Linked DNA regions of Homo sapiens: region 2 is linked to region 1. Evidence: chromatin loops called from intact Hi-C (ENCODE). Cell type or tissue: mammary epithelial cell. All regions are shown on one strand. Links, peaks and the distances in the headings refer to the core of each region. The heading gives the core; the rest is flanking DNA.

Region 1 (8,317 bases), core at 73-8,072:
GAGGCACGCATCGGGCTGCCCCCATCAGTCTGGTGGGTCTTCTCAGTCTGACCTCCCAGGGCACCGCAGCGGCTCTGAGCTGCCAATGCAGCCCTGTCCCTAGGCACCCTCGCCAGGGTTGGGCCTCGGGTGGCAAGGAGAGGAGGGAGCAACTATCTCGCTCCTGCATCTTGTTCTGGTGACAGAGTGCAGTGTGGGGAAGCTGAGTTATTAAAACCAATCTGTGAAGCTGTCAGGCTCCAGGCAATTTCCATTTCAACCCAGTGCTCAGCTCAGGCTACGCCACCCCTGTCGGGACACCAATCTCCGCCAGAGCTGTCTCTGCGGCCACCCAACCTCTGGTGGCCCAGCCAGAGCAAAGCGGCTGGGAGGAATGCCCCAGGTCACTGAGGGGGGCCATGCCTTACGGTCAGTAGACTGGGACCCTAGGTCCCCACTGCTGGTGGGACCCCCCGGGTCCCGGGCTCAGAAGCTGGAAGTCCCAGTGGTTGGCTCGCCAGCAGCAGCAGTACAAACCCACACCAGGGTCCCCGGGCGCCAGCGCGCTACCCCATGGGCCTTCAGGCTGCTGCCTGGGACGGGCTCGCCAGCTCCATCACCCACCAGACTCCTGGGTCCCACTCCAAGGGACAGGGCAGAGGCCATTGTGGGGCCCGACAGTGCCACCTGCAGCCAGACTGAGGGAGCCCAGGAGGGAGGGAGGTGTCTGCCCCCAGGCAGGAGCTGCCAGCAGGAGATGGAGCTGGGAGGCGGGTGGGCCAGGGAGGTCCTGAGGGGCAGTTAGGCGGGCAGCAGAGGGGTAAGGGAGCAGGCCCGCAGCCTCCACCCCAAGAACAGCCTGGCTTGGCCTGGGTGGGCGACAGACTCATCCACCCCAGGCTCTGCCTTCCACCCACCTGCGGCCACAGGGCAGGAAGCCCGGGCTGGTCCCCTGCAGCCCTGGAACCCACCCTCCCCACCCCCACCCTCCCCACCCCCACCCCCAGTGTCTGGAGCACGGTTCCTCGGTGCACACATGCGCCCATGCACACACACACATGCACGCACACCTCCAGGGACACCCATGAAGCAAAAGACGGCTATGCCTGCTAGGACTCAAGTTTCCCTGGCAGCAAGAAGAAAAGATGCTGTGAAATTCCCATGAGGGAAAACGCCAGAGAGAAAACTCAAGGTGTAGCTGAATCAAAAGGGAAAATTCTCGGCTTGCAGCTCCTTAAAGGTCAAGGGAGGCTGGTGGAGTCTTCTGATAATCCCCTCTCCCCTGGCCTCCCCAGCAGCCCTCCCCGCAGCACTCAGGAGGGTCTGGCTCATAGCAGCCCAGGATGGCCAAGAGCAACTGGGGGCTCCGTGCCCTTCACGGGAGCACAAGCTCCGAGACCCCCACCTCCCACACCTGCACCGGAGACTGAGTGTGTCCAAGGTAAACAGAGGCAGGAGAGGGTGGGCGGAGCGATCCCCTGAGGAAACAGCCAGAGATGAGACCATGGGGGACCCCCATCCTGCCTGGGGCAATGGGGGATTTCCAGACTGCCGCGGGTCATGGGCAGGTCAAGGTCGCAGTCCGGGCAAGCGCTCCTTCGCCCCGCTGCTCTTGGGGGCTTCACCTGGGTGCAGGATGACCCCCCTTCTGACAAGCGGAGCTGCAGAGACCCTGGGGGACACCCCCTTCCCTAAGCCTGAGCAGAGGCCTCTGTGGCTGCCACGCACCTGCGCTGGCCCCGCGGCACTCCTCAGGAGGGCCTTCCTCTCGCCGCCTTGGAGCCAGTGCAAGCAGCTGACCATGTCCCATCAGCTCACGACGTCCTCGGGAGTCCCTGCAGCCCCAGGAACATGCTGATCCCCCATCTGGCTTCCCTGCTGCAGTGAGAGCCAAAGCTTCTGCTCTTGGCGGTGGCCCACAGTCCCCTAAACACCCCAACACTGCCCTGCAGGGTGTCTGATGGGTTGGGGGCAAAAGGGGACCCGAAGCCTCGGCCAGGTCCCAGCCCGGCACATGGGTGCACAGGACTGAACAGTGGGCACTTTCCCAGGCAGCGTGGGCCAGGGCCCTCGAGGGGGGATGGCCACTCCACTCTCTTCTTTGGGGTGCACAGCACAATCCGAATGACCCAGAAGTGCCCTGGGACCAGCAACTCTCTCAGGGCTGGCCGAGACCCAACATCCTCCCACCCCGGCCTGGAACTCTCTTCTAGGGGCATGTGGCATGTGATGCTGCTGGCGACACTGCGCTCAGCCTCGTGGCGACGCCTGTGTTTCGTGCCTGGCCCGGGCGGCTCAGGAGGGTGGGCCCTGCAGGGGCTGCCACAGGTGCAGGTTGGGGAGGGGATGCCTGGAGGGGAACAGCCGCAGGACCGGCCTTGGAGGGTCAGCTCGGCTAAACCACCCCCACCCCAGGTTCCAGGAGGGTCTTTTTATTTATTTATTTTTTATTTATTTTGAGACGGAGTCTCACTCTGTCGCCCAGGCTGGAGTGCAGGGGTGTGATCTCCGCTCACTGCAAGCTCCGCCTCCTGGGTTCACACCATTCTCCTGCCTCAGCCTCCCGAGTAGCTGGGATTATAGGCACCTGCCACCACACCCGGCTCATTTTTTGTATTTTTAGTAGAGACGGGGTTTCACCGTGTTAGCCAAGATGGTCTCGATTTCCTGACCTCATGATCCAACCGCCTCAGCCTCCCAAAGTGCTGGGATTACAGGCGCAAACCACCGCGCCTGGCCCCAGGAGAGTCTTGATCTATGGCAAGGAGTGTGGCCTGGGACAGTGGCTTCTATGGGGCACAGCCTTCAGGACACCGACCCCAGGCCACCACCCCACCCAGGAAGACCCTGGAATACAGGGTCAAGTGGAAAGCTCGGACCCTCCCCACACCCACCTGCACTCCGGCCCCCCCGGCCTGGGTGACAGAAGGGGCTGCGGGAAGTTGGCGGGGGGAAGTTGCAGGTGCTGGCTCTGGTTTCAATCCGCATTGCCAAAGAGATTTTGAGGCGCTCAGTCTCTTCAGATATTCTTAGCCCCGCTGCCTGAGAGCACCACAGAAGCCAGCCTTTTGAAGCATGTTTCTGCCTGTTATTGACACCAGGCTGTTCACGTCACTTTGACACACAAATCAAGCTACCAAAGTAGCAACAGACCCAGAAAGCTTTAATAAAATGCTGTAAACCTGAGTACATTGACACTTTCTTTAAAATCCCACTGGAATACTCTGAAATGGTTGCAATTAAGCGGCTGCAGATGCAAGCGGAACAGTGTAATGAGGGAGACAGACGGGGCGCAGCCTTGGTGATCTCTTGGCTGGGAGCCCTACCTACCCCAAGGGCCCGAGGAAGGGAGAGGGGGGAAGCATCTCCCAGGGGCCTGAGTAGCTTCCTGAACCCCAGCCCAGGGACCAGAGGCCAGACACTCTTTCCAGTTACCTTGTCCCCACCCCCCTGCAAGTTGGGAGGGCAGCCTGGAGGGGTAGTCAGCTCCCACAGCACACAGTGAGGATCCAAGAGGCTCCGGCAAGTCACCAAGCCTCTCTGTGCCAGGCCCCTGCTGGGAGCTGGGACACGGGGTGACCAGGGCCCCTACCATCTGCTGGGGAGGACTGATAGCCCGTAGTAGACGTTGGCTAATGCTGGGGTCACCTGGTCTATGCCTGTCGCAGGCATGGGGTGTCGTGGGAACATCTGGGGCCCCGCCTCAGCCCTGGTGAGAGAGCAGGGAAGGGGCCCTGCGTGCTAAGCAGGCTGAGCTGACTGTGGGGGCGAGTGGGGAGCTCTGGGGGGTTGAGGGCATGCCCTGCAGCTAGAGCCTACACTGTGGCTCCTCTCAGGCCCCTCATGCCAGGCCCCACCCCTGCCATCCCCACCCCTTCCTGGGCAAAAACCAAGACCAAGGTCAGGGCGCTTCCGGAATTCCCTTCCCGAAAGAACTGTTGCCTACTCAACGCTGCCCCGCCCCAGCTGTCTCCCCTGAGCCATCTCCCACGACGGGTCATGGGGAAGGGTAGACATGGGAGTGGCAGCTGGACGCCTGCGGCACCAGGCGAAGCAGAGGAGGGGTGCAGTGAGGGGCATTCGGGGAGAGGTGCGGGATGCCCTCAGAGGCTGCGTCCTGGATGAACCAGCTCAGGAGAGGCCCTCGGCTCCTGGCGCATCCCTGTCAGTCCCTCCGACGGCCTGTGGCCGGGCCCCACTGCCGCCTCCAGGGAGCCACTGTCGCCTCCTCCCGCAGAGGCCCCTCTGACCTAGCAGCAGGCACCCCCGGCCCTGGCATCTGACCCATAGCAGCCCCAGCCCCAGGGTCTCCCCCAGCCCAGGCTCCCACGACAGCCAGCAACCCCCGGGGCCCCTCACAGGAGACCGAGCTGCTGGCACTGCAGTCCTTGGCACTGAAGTCCTCACGTCTGACTCACTGGCTGGTCCCCCACCTCCCATGTCCCTGACCCCCCTGCTTCTGTCTGGCTGGGCCTCCTTGCCGGCTGCTCGCCACTTCCCGCCCCACAGGGGCTCTCTGCACAGGGCAGACGGTCCCTATGGAGGCACAAACCCGGTCACACCATGGGCGTCCCGCTGCCCACGCACCCCTGGGAGGCCACGCTTTGCCCCAAGTCACACGGGGTCCTCTACAGGGCCTTTCCCTTGGGCTCCATCTGCGCTTCGGACGCAGGTGAGGATGCGCACAGCTCGCCCCTTCCTGCTCATTGTGCTTTTTTTTAACGAAGAGGTACAGCATTCTCCCCCGCCCCCCCCTCTCCCCGCTTACAACTCCAACCCAGGGAAGGGCCAGGCAAGGCGGAGCTCCCACGCCCTCCAGGCAAAGGCTCCGTCCTCCTCCAGCGCGAGGACGGCCTGGGAAGATTCCAGGCATGAGCGCGGCCCCGGGAAGGGCGGGAGCGCCACCTAGCGGCCCTTGGAGGACAGTGCAGGGCAGCCCCGCGGAGCACCCAGCAGGTTCCGCAGTCACAAGCAGAGCCCGGTGACACAGGGGCACACACACGCATGCATACTCACACTCACTCACGTGCGCACTCACATGCGCGCGCACACGTGCACATTCACACACACCCCCACACGGCCTCGCTGCGACGTGCACAGGGAGCCAGGAGAAGGTCCTGGAACTCAGCCCGCCACAGCAGCGCCCACGCTGCACCCGGCACCTCCCGGGCAGGGGCAGGTCCACCACACTGCACACAGGCCTGCAGCGCCACGCCCTGCCCTCCTAACTGTAGGGCCTGGCCCAGACGTGCCAGGGCGGAGACTGCGAGGGAGCGGCTGCAGGGTCATCCTGGCCAGGCCCCTCTGGGCAGCATGGACAGTGTCCCTTCACCAGGAACGTCTCCACTTGGCTGTGAGGCAGCACAGCCTGGGCAGCTCAGGAGGCTCAAGACCACGCTCCTGGCCATGGGGACACCTGGGGCCGCTCACAGCTCAATGGGGGGCACTCCGGGGTACAAAGCGCAAGCTCTAGGGGCCTGGGAGCTTCGGCTCTGGGGGTGCACATCCCCCACCCCAAAGCTGGTGGGTGACCCCAGGCGGTCCGGAAGATCTCCAGCCGTCATAGGCCGACCTTTGCGGCCTCACCTGGTGGGGCCCCTGCCACGGCGCCCAGCCGTGTACCCGGGATTGACTCCCTCCCGAGGGGCTCTCGGTCCGGCCGGCGGCAGGGCCAGTGCAGACACTCACCAGGACTTAGGCTCCCCAAAGTGCAGGTAGTTGATGCTGTACAGGTCCATGTCCTCGGTGTGCCAGGCGAAGGTGGTCTTCCACATGCCGAAGTACAGGTAGGGCGTGTTCACGCCCTCGATGATGGTGCCGCACTCGCGCTCCACCATGTCCAGGATGGTCCGGAGGCTCCCGATGTTCCACTGGGCCACGTCCTGTGGGGCGGCAGAGCAGCGTCGGCAACCGCCCGGCCACCCCCAGAACCTGCGAGCCCTGGGGTGCAGGCTAATTCTCCCCAGAGTCCCAGGGGTCGCTGCCCATCCTCCTCCACCCCAGTATCTGCGGCCCCCCCAGGGGCCGGTCATACCCTGCAGACCAGGGGCTGGTCTTAACCTGTGTGAGATTCTTGCCCAGGCTGGAGTGCAGTGGCAGAATCATAGCTCACTGCAGCCTCAACCTCCCAGGCTCAGGTAATCCTCCAGCCTCAGTCTCCTGAGTACCTGGGACTATAGGCTATAGGCGTGAGAAACCACACCTGGCTAATTTTTACTTTTTTCTGTGTAGAGATGAAGTCTCACTCTGTTGCCCAGGCTGGTCTCGAACTCCTGGGCTCAATGGTCCCTCCCACTTTGGCCCCTCCAAGCGCTGGGGCTGCAGGCATGAGCCGCCATACCCAGCCCAGACACCTTTTCTGAAGGGCTCACCGCCAGCTTGGCCCTTCCAGGAAGGGCCCCATCGCACATGCCAGCGTGCACCAGGCAGGCAGGGCCTGTCAGATTCCACTGAGCTGCGTGCTTCCTGCTGGGTGGAGGCCTTGTTGTGAAGCCTGCAGTTTGGGAGTGCATAATTAACACGCCTCTAAGTCAATGACACGGAAGGAGAAAAACAGTCACCACTTGGGGCTAACCCAGCGATGGTACCGGAGCCAAGGCCCAGTGACAGCCCTTCCACAGCTTCTGACCGAGGAGACGAAGACAGTTTTCAGAACTAGGCAAACAAGGACGGAATCCCCACCCACCAGGCACATCTATTCTTAATGCCACAAGCAAACAAACCCCGTCCTGTCCCAAGAGCTCATAAAATACACATTAGTCACTGCAGTCCCCGGAGAGGCTCATGGCCTGCTGAGAGGCCGAGAGGAGCCCAGACACACATGAACGTGAGCTGCTCTCACAGCCTGAATCCACCCCCCACCAGCTGTTCCTGCACCTGCACGACCGGCCCTCAGACTTGGCAAGACCAGCGGTTCCTTTGCAAGGTGAGCCCTGGCAGGAGCCCAGAAGAGGTGAGGAGGGAGGCAGTGATGAGACCCAGATGGGGCAGAGGGAGGCCCCAGGCACAGGCTGAGCTGGGCGCAAATTCATCCTGGGACCACAGCAAGTCGCTTCTCTGCTGTGGGCTGTTTCCCCCGCTGTAAAAGTAGGCTAGTGCATAGGCTAGGCATGGCAAACACATGGCAAGGAAGCCCTGAAGCTTCCCCTGGCACCTGTGGCAGGTCGGCCTGGGCTGGCACAGCCTGCGTGCGGCTGCAGAGTCCCTCCCGGGTCATCACTACAGGCCAAGTGCAGGCAGTGCAGGCCAGCCAACCCAGAGGCTCTCATGCACTGGAGTCTGAGGCTGAACTTTCACTTGAAAACAATCAGGCAGGATCCGTAAGAGAAAGACAAGCCCCAGTCAGAAAGAAAATACTTGCAAGTCACAACTGATAACCAAAATACACAGCAAACTCTCAAATTTAACCAGAAGAAAACAAACAGCATGGTTAAAAAACAGAAAAAGATGGCCAGGCGCGGTAGCTCACGCCTGTAATCCCAGCACTTTGGGAGGCCAAGGCAGGTGGATCACCTGAGGTCAGGAGCTTGAGACCAGCCTGGCCAACATGACAACACCTCGTCTCTACTAAAAATACAAAAATTAGGCTGGACATGGTGGCTCATGCCTGTAAATCCCGGCACTTTGGGAGGCCAAGGCGGGCAGATCACGAAGTCAAGAGATTGAGACCATCCTGGCCAACATGGTGAAACCCCATCGCTACTAAAAATTCAAAAATTAGCTGGGCGTGGTGGTGGGCACCGTAGTTCCAGCCTGGTGACAGAGCAAGACTCCATCTCAAAAAAAAAAAAAGAAAGAAAATTAGCTGGGTGTGGTGGTGGGCGCCTGTAATGTAATCCCAGCTACTTGGGAAGCTGAGGCACAGAAATGATTGAACCCAGGAAGTGGAGGTTGCAGTGAGCCTAGATCACGCCACTGCACTCCAACCTGGGCAACAGAGCGAGACTCCATCTCAAACAACAACAACAACAACAACAAACTGGGCAAAAGACATGAAGAGAGCTCACCAAGGAAACACACAGATGGCAAACAGGCATGCAAAGGGGCCCCGCCGCGAAGGCAGCCATCGGGGGAATGCAGATTGAAATGGCAATGAGACAGCGCAACACGCCTCCCAGGGTGGCCAGGATGCACAACACCGACAACTCCAGATGGGGGCGGGGAAGCGGGGCCCTGGGAACGTTCATTCGCTGCTGCTAGGAGCACACAGTGGGACAGGTGGGCGGGAGGACAGTTTGGTGGCGTCTTAAAAAACTAAACGTCCTCTCACCACGTGGTCCAGCAACTGTACTCCTTGGTATTTACCCAAAGGAGATGAAAACTTCTGCCCACATTGACC
Region 2 (8,317 bases), core at 287-8,286, 430 kb before region 1:
ACTCTCCGTCACACTGAGCAGCTCATCTTCTGCAGAACAGGCTCTTGTTTCCACAGGTTCCCCCCTCCCCGCGTTTGCTCACACAGTACCTCCCCACCATGTTCCCCAAGGGGGATCAGATTATACAAACTAAGTATCACAGGCTCCCAGGGGGCCAGGCTGGAGTTCTTTGTATGGATTCCTGATCCTGCAGCCCCTTCTCAGATCCTCCCACAAGTGCATTTGCTTGGACCCAAGTCCGCCAGGCTGGAATGCGAGCCTCTTGGCTGAGGTCAGAATATGAGGGCGGCAGGCAGCATGGAGTTTGTTTAATTGATTTGCGCTTAACTGGCTGCCTTCCCGGATGGGCCCTGGAGGAGGGGGCAAGGTGGATTCTGGAGCTTGCTTTGGGCACTTTGCTGACTGGCGCACCTCCCCGGGTCCAAGGATGCTGGGATTCTGCTAAGGCTCAGTGCAGAGCCCAGCCCTCTGGAGGGATCCTAGGCTAGGGAGAGAAAGAGCTAGACTCAGGCACTCCCAGCCTTAAGCACCAAGGGCTGGGCAAGAAGGCATGACACAGCAGTGAGAGCACCTTATGGGGAGTCCAACAGACCTGTGTTCAAATCCCCGCTTGATCACTTATCCACTATAACCTTAGCTGAGCCACTTCAGCTTGTATGCCTCAGTTTCCCCATCTGTATAAATGAAGGAAGACACAGCATCTAACTCATGGGGCTGTTGCAAAGAGTGAACACATGACAGCAGGGGCTGGCAAGCTTTTTCTGTAAGGGGCCAGAAAGTCAAAAGTTTTGGCCAGAAAGTCAACTCTGCCAGTCGTGTAAAAGCAGTCATAGATGATAGCTGAGCAAATGAGCATGGTTGCATGCCAGTAAAACTTTATTTGTTGATGCTGACATTGGAATTTCATATTTTCATGTGTCCCAAAAGACAAGTTTTTATTTTATTTTATTTTATGTTTACTATTTTCTTTTTTTTAGAGACGGGGTCTCGCTCTGTCACCCAGGCTGGAGCGCAGTGGTGCCATCATAGCTCACTGTAGCCTCGAACTCCTGGGCTCAAGGGATCCTCTCCCCTCAGCTTCCTGAGTAGCTGGGACCACAGGCTCACACCACTACACCCAGGTAATTTTTAAATTTTTGGTGGAAATGGGGTTTTGCTATGTTGCTCAGGCTGGTGTCTAACTCCTGGCCTCAAGCAATCCTCCCGCCTCACCTCCCTAAACACTGACATGACTACAGGCATGAGCCACTGTGTTCAGCACCACAATATTATTTTATTTTTTCAACTATTAAAAAAGTTGTCCGGGCGCAGTGGCTCACGCCTGTAATCCCAGCACTTCGGGAGGCCGAGGTGGATGGATCACGAGGTCAGGAGATCGAGACCATCCTGGCTGACGCAGTGAAACCCCGTCTCTACTAAAAATACAAAAAATTAGTCGGGCATGGTGGCAGGTGCCTGTGGTCCCAGCTACTCAGGAGGCTGAGTCAGGAGAGTGGTGTGAACCCAGGAGGCGGAGCTGGCAGCGAGCTGAGATTGCACCACTGCACTCCAGCCTGGGTGACACAGTGAGACTCCGTCTCAAAAAAAAAAATTAAAAACAGGTGTTGGACTGTATTTGTCCCTGGCTGACTTCTGAAGTACAGCATTTACAAGAGCACTTAGCACATAGAAAGTGATCAACAAATACTGCTGCTATTATTATTATTCTTGTTTTTGATCCCGAGTCACAAAGGAGGCCTCAGAGCCAGGATGTGAGATCTAATGAGGACCTCAAACATCCATTTTACGAATGAGGCTGCTCCGCTTCTTAGCCCTGTGGCCTGGAGAAAGTGGTTTCACCTCTCTGAGCCTCAGTCTTCCCATCTGTACAATGGGTACAACATCACCTCCCTAAGAGGCAAAGTAATGACCCATTCCTCCACCCTCTTGTATTATCACTCTGCTCTCCTGGTGTGAACATACATCTCTGCTTCATGCTTCTGGGCCTTTGTTCTTGCTGGTCTCTCCAGCAAGAACCCACTCCCCCTTCTCACCCATTGGCTCTGTCTCAAACTTGGGGATCAGCACAGAAAGTGCCTCCTCCAGGATACCTTTCCCAACCCCACATTGGATCAGGAACCTTTTCCAACCTCCCTTATCACAGCAAATGTCAGACTAGGCTGGGAGTATCTGTGCTAGACATAGAAAAATCCAGGGCTGGTACTTTTCTGGGTACAAGGCTGGGCAAAAGTGGGGCACCACAGATATAGATGGAATTTAATGTCTTTCTTTTTCCCTTCCTCCCAATTCCCAATCTCTCTTACTCTCAGCTCCTCCTTCCCCCCTCCTTTTCTTCCTTCCCTGTCTCCCAGAAACCCCTTGGGGCCCAGAGCCATTGAAAACTCTTGCTCTCTTTATCTCCTGTGGCAGACAGATCCTAAAGTGGCTCCCATGATTCCTGCCTTCTGGTGTTCACATCCTGTGCATAATTCCCTACTCTTGAGTGTGGGCATGACCTGTGACTTGTTTCTCATCAACAGTATATAGCACAGGTGACAGAATGTTGCTTCCATGATTATATTACCTTACATAAGACTCTATCTGGCTAGCAATCTCACTACTCTTTTTCTCTCTTACTGGCACATGGTCACATTGTGAACAGCCCAGGGTGGGGACCACATTGCAAGGAACTGTGGGCAGCCTCTTGAAGCTGAGAGCAGAATTCAGCCAATGGCAAGAAGCCAGGCACCTCAATCCTGCAGCCACAAGGAAATGAATCCTGCTAGCAACCCGAGAAGGCTTAGAAATGGATCCTTCCCCAGTCGAGCCTCTGATGAGACCATAGTCCTGGTTGACACCAAAACTGTAACCTTGTAAGAAACCCTAATGCAGGGGCCCCAGCTAAGCCATGCTCAGATTCCCAATCCATGGGAACTGTGAGATAATAAATGTGTTGCTTGAAGCTGCTAGGTTTGTGGGTACTTTGTTACACAGCAATAGCTAATGGATACACCTCCATTTAAACATTTCCTTCAAGGCTCTTCTACAGCACAGGTGCAATCCAAGGAGTCCCAGATCTCCCACCCGATCTCCCTGGGCACCACCTTCATGAGGCCCATGGCCATGGGGTGAGGTGTGGCTGCCTTGGGTCTCTTGTAAGCAGGGCTGTGCAGCAACAGCCAGAAAGGGGTGGCTAAGGACATGGTGGCTCTTGTCCCCAAGCCTGTTGGATCCAGACCACCTGCCCTTGGGCAGAAGAAAGCAGCAGGACCATGGGACCTCATCCTAGGCAGGGGCTTTTCCATGGTCGCCCTGGCTCTTGGGATGTGTCTGCCCTGGACAATTGGTTCTAGTGTGGGACACTTATAACTGTCATTGACTCATGAGATGCCTGCCATTCGTTGGCCCAGACAGAGAATTCAATCACACTGAAGAAAGAAAAAAATTCATTCTCTTCTATTCTCTTTCCATTCTGCAGAGCCACTCTGTCCAATATGGCAGTCACTAGCCATGGGTGGCTGTTTACATTAAATTAATTAAAATCAAACAAAATTTGATAGAAAGCAGAGTCTCAAAGAGATACTTGTACACTCACATTCATAGCAGCATGATTCACGATAGGCAAAAGCCAAAAACAACACAAGTGTTTCATCAGACGAATGGATGAGCAAAATGTGATCTATGCATAAAATGGAATATTACTCAGCCTTAAAAAGGAAGGAAATTCTGATACAGGCGATGACATTGATGAACCTTGAGGACATCACACTCAGTGAGAGAAGCCAGACACAAAAGAACAAATCTTGTGTGACTCCACTCCTAGGAGATCCCTAGAGTCATCAGATTCACAGAGACAGAACGTAGGATGGGGAGTGCCAGGGGCTGGGGAGGGGGGTGGGGAGTGAGTGTTTCATGGAGATGGAGTTTCAATTTGGGAAGATGAGAAAGTTTTGGAAATAGTGATGGAGTTTCTCCATGTTGGCCAGGCTGGTCTCGAACTCTTGACCTCAGGTGATCTACCCGCCTCGGCCTCCCAAAGTGCTGGGATTATGGGCGTGAACCTCTGCGCCCAGCCTTGATTTTCCTTTTAAAGTGCCAGGGGGTCTCTGGTTTACAGATCCCAGCCAATACCTGGACCTGGGAGAATTTAGTAACTGGGTTTTGTTTTCCCTGTGAATCCCACAACTGTTCTCTGAACAGCAGCCAGAGGGCGCCCGTGAGCACCTAAGTCAGATCTCGTCTCTCCTCTGCCCACAGCCCTCAATGGCTCCCACCTCCCTCAGGGTCAAAGCCCAAGTCCTCCCCGAGGCCTACCAGGCCCTGCACGACCTGCCCCAGCCCCTCCCTGCCCTCTCCTCCTCCTTGTCTCCCCCTCACTCACTCTGCTCCAGCCACATGGGCCTCCTCGTTGTTCCTCCAACACCCCAGGTGAGGTCCTGCCTCAGGGCCTTTGCACAGGCTGTGCCCTCTGCTGGCAAGCTGTTCCTTCCAAAAGCCATGTGGCAGCCTCCCTAGCCTCCTTTGTGTCTTTGCTTCAGTGTCTCCTCAGTGAAACCCTCATCTGCATCCTAACTGAAAGCTTCAAGCCCTACTCAGAATTGACAGCCCCCTCCACTTCTACCCTTCAGACAAGAGAGCCTGGGACTCCCTCAACAGTGCTCTGAAGCTAAGAGCCTAGGATATCCCGGCCTGCCCACGACCTTGTCCTCAGCCTGGCCTTTCCCCAGCTCGCTCTGCCCCTCCCTGCAGCAGTTCAGAAATTCGTCTGGCGCACAGATGCCAGGTGGGAAAATTAATTGGGCCTTCCTGGGGCTGCTCTCTCTGCTCCCCCGTCAATAACAGCCGTAAAGCGGGATTTATGCGGCCGCGCTGGCTCCTGATGGAAACTGGGAGGAGGGGCAAAACATTCTAGAAAAGTCAATCCCTCGCCCAGGGAGCCGCCGGTGGCTGGGGCTCTGGGACCAGAGCCATCTCCCTGCTGCCCTTCCCTGGGTTGGGTGGGCGGGGAGGGAGGACATCGTCCCGGCTCTCCCTGTCTCTGGTTGGGAATCACATATCTAATTATATCTCACATGTGGGCCGGGCACGGTGGCTCACGCCTGTAATCCCAGCACTTTGGGAGGCCGAGGCAGGCGGATCACTTGAGGCCAGGAGTTCAAGACCAGCTTGGGCAACATGGTGAAACCACGTCTCTACTAAAAATACAAAATGTTAGCCAGGCGTGGTGGCAGGTGCCTGTAATCCCAGCTACTGGGGAGGCTGAGGCAGGAGAATCGCTTGAACCTGGGAGGCAGAAGTTGCAGTAAGTTGAGATTGTGCCACTGCCCTCCAGCCTGGGTGACAGAGCAAGACTGTCTCAAAAATAATAATAATAATAATATTATATCCCACATGTATAAGCACCTGTTGTAGGCTAGGCTCCGTCCCATGTGTTTTTGGAACATCAACATATTTAAAATTGGGAGGCAGGAATTTTTATGTCCCTTTTACCAACAGGGAAACAGTGACACAGAGAGGTCAAGCAACTTGCTGAAGGTTGCACAGCGAGAAAGCAGCAGAGCTGGGATTCGAACCCCGGGCTGTTAGGCTCACATTTGACATTCTCGACCACTTAAGCACGGCCCACTGCAGCTTTTATATGTCTGGTATCTACATTGCAACCCCTCAAGGCTCCCAGAGTTGAGATGGTTGGGCTGAGTGTACCAGGAGGTGAGGGGTGCAGTTTGGATTTGAATCTCCATGGTGGTGGATGTTCTCTCTCATGTCTAAGACCGTTGTTACTGAAGGCCTCCTCTTTTCCTACTCTGGGTAAGAAAGGAGGGGACATCTGGGTGTCGCCAGCTTCCAAACTTTATTCTTATTTCTTTTCTTCTGAGCCAGTTGCTGTGGTTGCCACAGTTGTCCCTGGCTTAGGGGTTTGTGGGGACTAGCATGTGAAAGGATGATACAGGCAGTTGGGAAAGCCACAGTCACATCTTGATTTAACTGAGGGCTGCTGGCTACAGAGGATTTAACTGAGGGCTTCAGGAGCTATTGCATGAAGCCTGCTTGAAACTCTTACATCTGCTGATCCCTCTGGTGTCCGTTGCTTTTCCTTTCCTCTCCCTCCTCAGTAGAGGCTCTTCGAGGCACCCCTGGGGAGGTCATGTAGGATCTGAATTCAAATCCCAACTGTGCTGTGTGACCTTGGGGAAGCGTCTTCCCCTCTCTGGGCTCAGCATTCTTATCGGAAACCCGGGGCTAATAGCAGTAGGGTTGTGCAGGCACATGGAGCAGGCATAGATAGGAGAAAGTCCAGCGCTGACTGAACACGCGGTGGGCTTTTAACTATTTTTCTTACTGTTTTTATGTCGCCTTCTGACTGCAGAGAGAGCGAGAGAGAGCGGGGCGGGGAGGCTGCCATCTCTCCCCGGAGCCATTCCCGCAATTCCCGGACCCAATCCAGCGGCCTCCCTCTTCCACAGGCGCCGCAGGGACGGGTTTGATGGACATGTTTTTTGCACGGAAAAAAGCTGGAGGAATTGTATTTTGCCAAAAGTGTCAGCCGGAGAGAAAATATTTCCCGCATCTCTGGCGAGTGTTGACGGGCAGCAGCCAGCGCGCTGCTGGGGGGGTGGGCGGCAGGGGGCTGCACACATCCGGGGGCCGCCGCCCCCACCTCTGTCCCAGCTGCCTCATCAGCCTCCGAGACGCCCCCCTGCAAGCCTGTCCACACCCCGCCCCTCCCCTCCAGCCCCCTGCCTAGCTTTTCCCCTCCGACATCCTCTCTCAGACACCCCAGCCTCTCTCTCTTTCTTTCTCTCCTCCGTAAGTATGGAATGAGTAAATGATATTGGAGCTGTGATTTGCAAAATGAGGCGTTTGCCTGGACAAGGGGGTGAGCAGGAGGCACCATCAGTGCCAAGGCCCTGGGGCAGGACAGACCCTGGCGTGTTGGAGGAACAGCGAGGGGGCTCGTGTGGCTGCAGCAGAGTGAGGAGGGGGAGAGGAGGGGGTGAGGAGGAGGAGAGGGCAGGGAGGGGACAGGGCAAAGTAGGGAAGGGACAGGGCAAGGTGTGCAGGGCTTTACGGGCTGTGGGGAGGACTTCGGGTTTTATTCAAGTGGTACTAGGGATCCCTGGGAGGGATTTGAGTAGGAGAGGGACGTGATCTACTTTATGAATAAACAGATCCCACTGTCTGTGTTGGGGGAATGGGTTGGAGGGGGGCAGAGTGGTGGCCTGGAGGTGGAGGAAGAGAGCCCTGTACCCTCCCTTGGCTCAGGGCACTGGCGAAGGGCCAGGGGACTCAGAACCAACTCTGTCTGCGCCTCGTGTCAGCAGAATCGCTTGAAATTCAAAATAAAGCAGACCATTCCAAAGAAAGCAGGCCAGGTGCAGTGGCTCATGCCTGTAATGCCAGCACTTTGGGAGGCCAAGGTGGGTGGATCTCTTGAGGTCAGGAGTTTGAAACCAGCCTGGTCAACATGGCAAAAACATGTCTCTACTAAAAAAAAAAAAAAAAAAAAAAAATTAGCCAGGTGTGGTGGCGTGCGCTTGTAGTCCCAGCTACTTGGGGGAGCTGAGGCAGGAGAATGGCTTGAACCTGGGAGGTGGAGGTTGCATTGAGCTGAAATCACGCCATTGCACTCCAGCCTGGGCTACAGAATGAGACTCCGTCTCAAAAAAAAAAAAAAAAAAAGAAAGAAAAGAAAGAAAAAGAAAAAGAAAAAGAAAAAAAGAAAAGATTAAAAATAAACCAGACTGGGCCTCTGTAAGTTAGGGTTTTAGAGCAACAGAGAGATGCGTCCAGCAGCCTTCACTTCAGCGTTGACAGACAAATAACCAGAAATGACCAGAAACCCGTCACTGGGGGGCAGGTGACCTCTATCATCCCTGAAAAGGAAGGCTATGCAGCCGTGATGAAGGGTGAGGTCTGGTGTGGTAGCGGACGAGGACTCACATCCTGGACACGTGGGTGGGGGCCGGAGGACAGAGCAGAATGACACCGGAGAACATTCCAGAAGCATCCACACCAGAACGTCAAGGGGGGTCACCCCAGGGAACAGGATTGTGGCAGGGGGTTTATTTTGCTTCATTTTATTCTTTTAAAAAATGTATTTTTAGAGATGGAGGTCTTGCTATGTTGTCCAGGCTGGTCTTGAACTCCTGGCCTCAAATGATCCTCTCCCCTCAGCCTCCCAAAGTGCTGGGATTACAGGTGTGAGCCACCGCACCCGGCCGCCTCTCCTTTTTTTTTTTGAGACAGAGTCTCGCTCTGTCGCCCAGGCTGGAGTGCAGTGGTGCAATCTTGGTTCACTGCAAGCTCCTCCTCCCGGGTTCACACCATTCTCCTGCCT

The links. Peaks named below come from ENCODE experiments on the same cell type or tissue, not always from the same donor. Only the 100,000 strongest peaks of a DNase experiment are listed, where the experiment ranks them.
Region 2: it touches region 1 in a loop (8-fold over the local background); 9 of 110 quality-filtered maps call a loop at or near these places.

The regions. Positions count from the first base shown.
Region 1 is chr19:5,045,020-5,053,336 of GRCh38, reverse strand. It overlaps KDM4B (lysine demethylase 4B), which reads right to left. Exons shown (of 23, transcript NM_015015.3): 6 at 5,668-5,861. Among named protein-coding and RNA genes, the nearest start is that of KDM4B, 80 kb to the right of the region's middle. RefSeq lists enhancers at 834-1,333, 3,824-4,426, 5,920-6,723. In mammary epithelial cell, for the core only: a CTCF peak has its summit at 4,891 (motif pointing left); a DNase peak (open chromatin) is centred at 4,926; H3K4me3 peaks cover 201 bases.
Region 2 is chr19:5,476,602-5,484,918 of GRCh38, reverse strand. It overlaps LOC124904622 (a long non-coding RNA gene), which reads left to right. Exons shown (of 2, transcript XR_007067106.1): 2 at 2,642-2,941. Among named protein-coding and RNA genes, the nearest start is that of ZNRF4, 25 kb to the right of the region's middle. RefSeq lists a silencer at 7,656-7,873. In mammary epithelial cell, for the core only: a CTCF peak has its summit at 4,200; no DNase peak of the experiment used is centred there; H3K27me3 peaks cover 1,347 bases.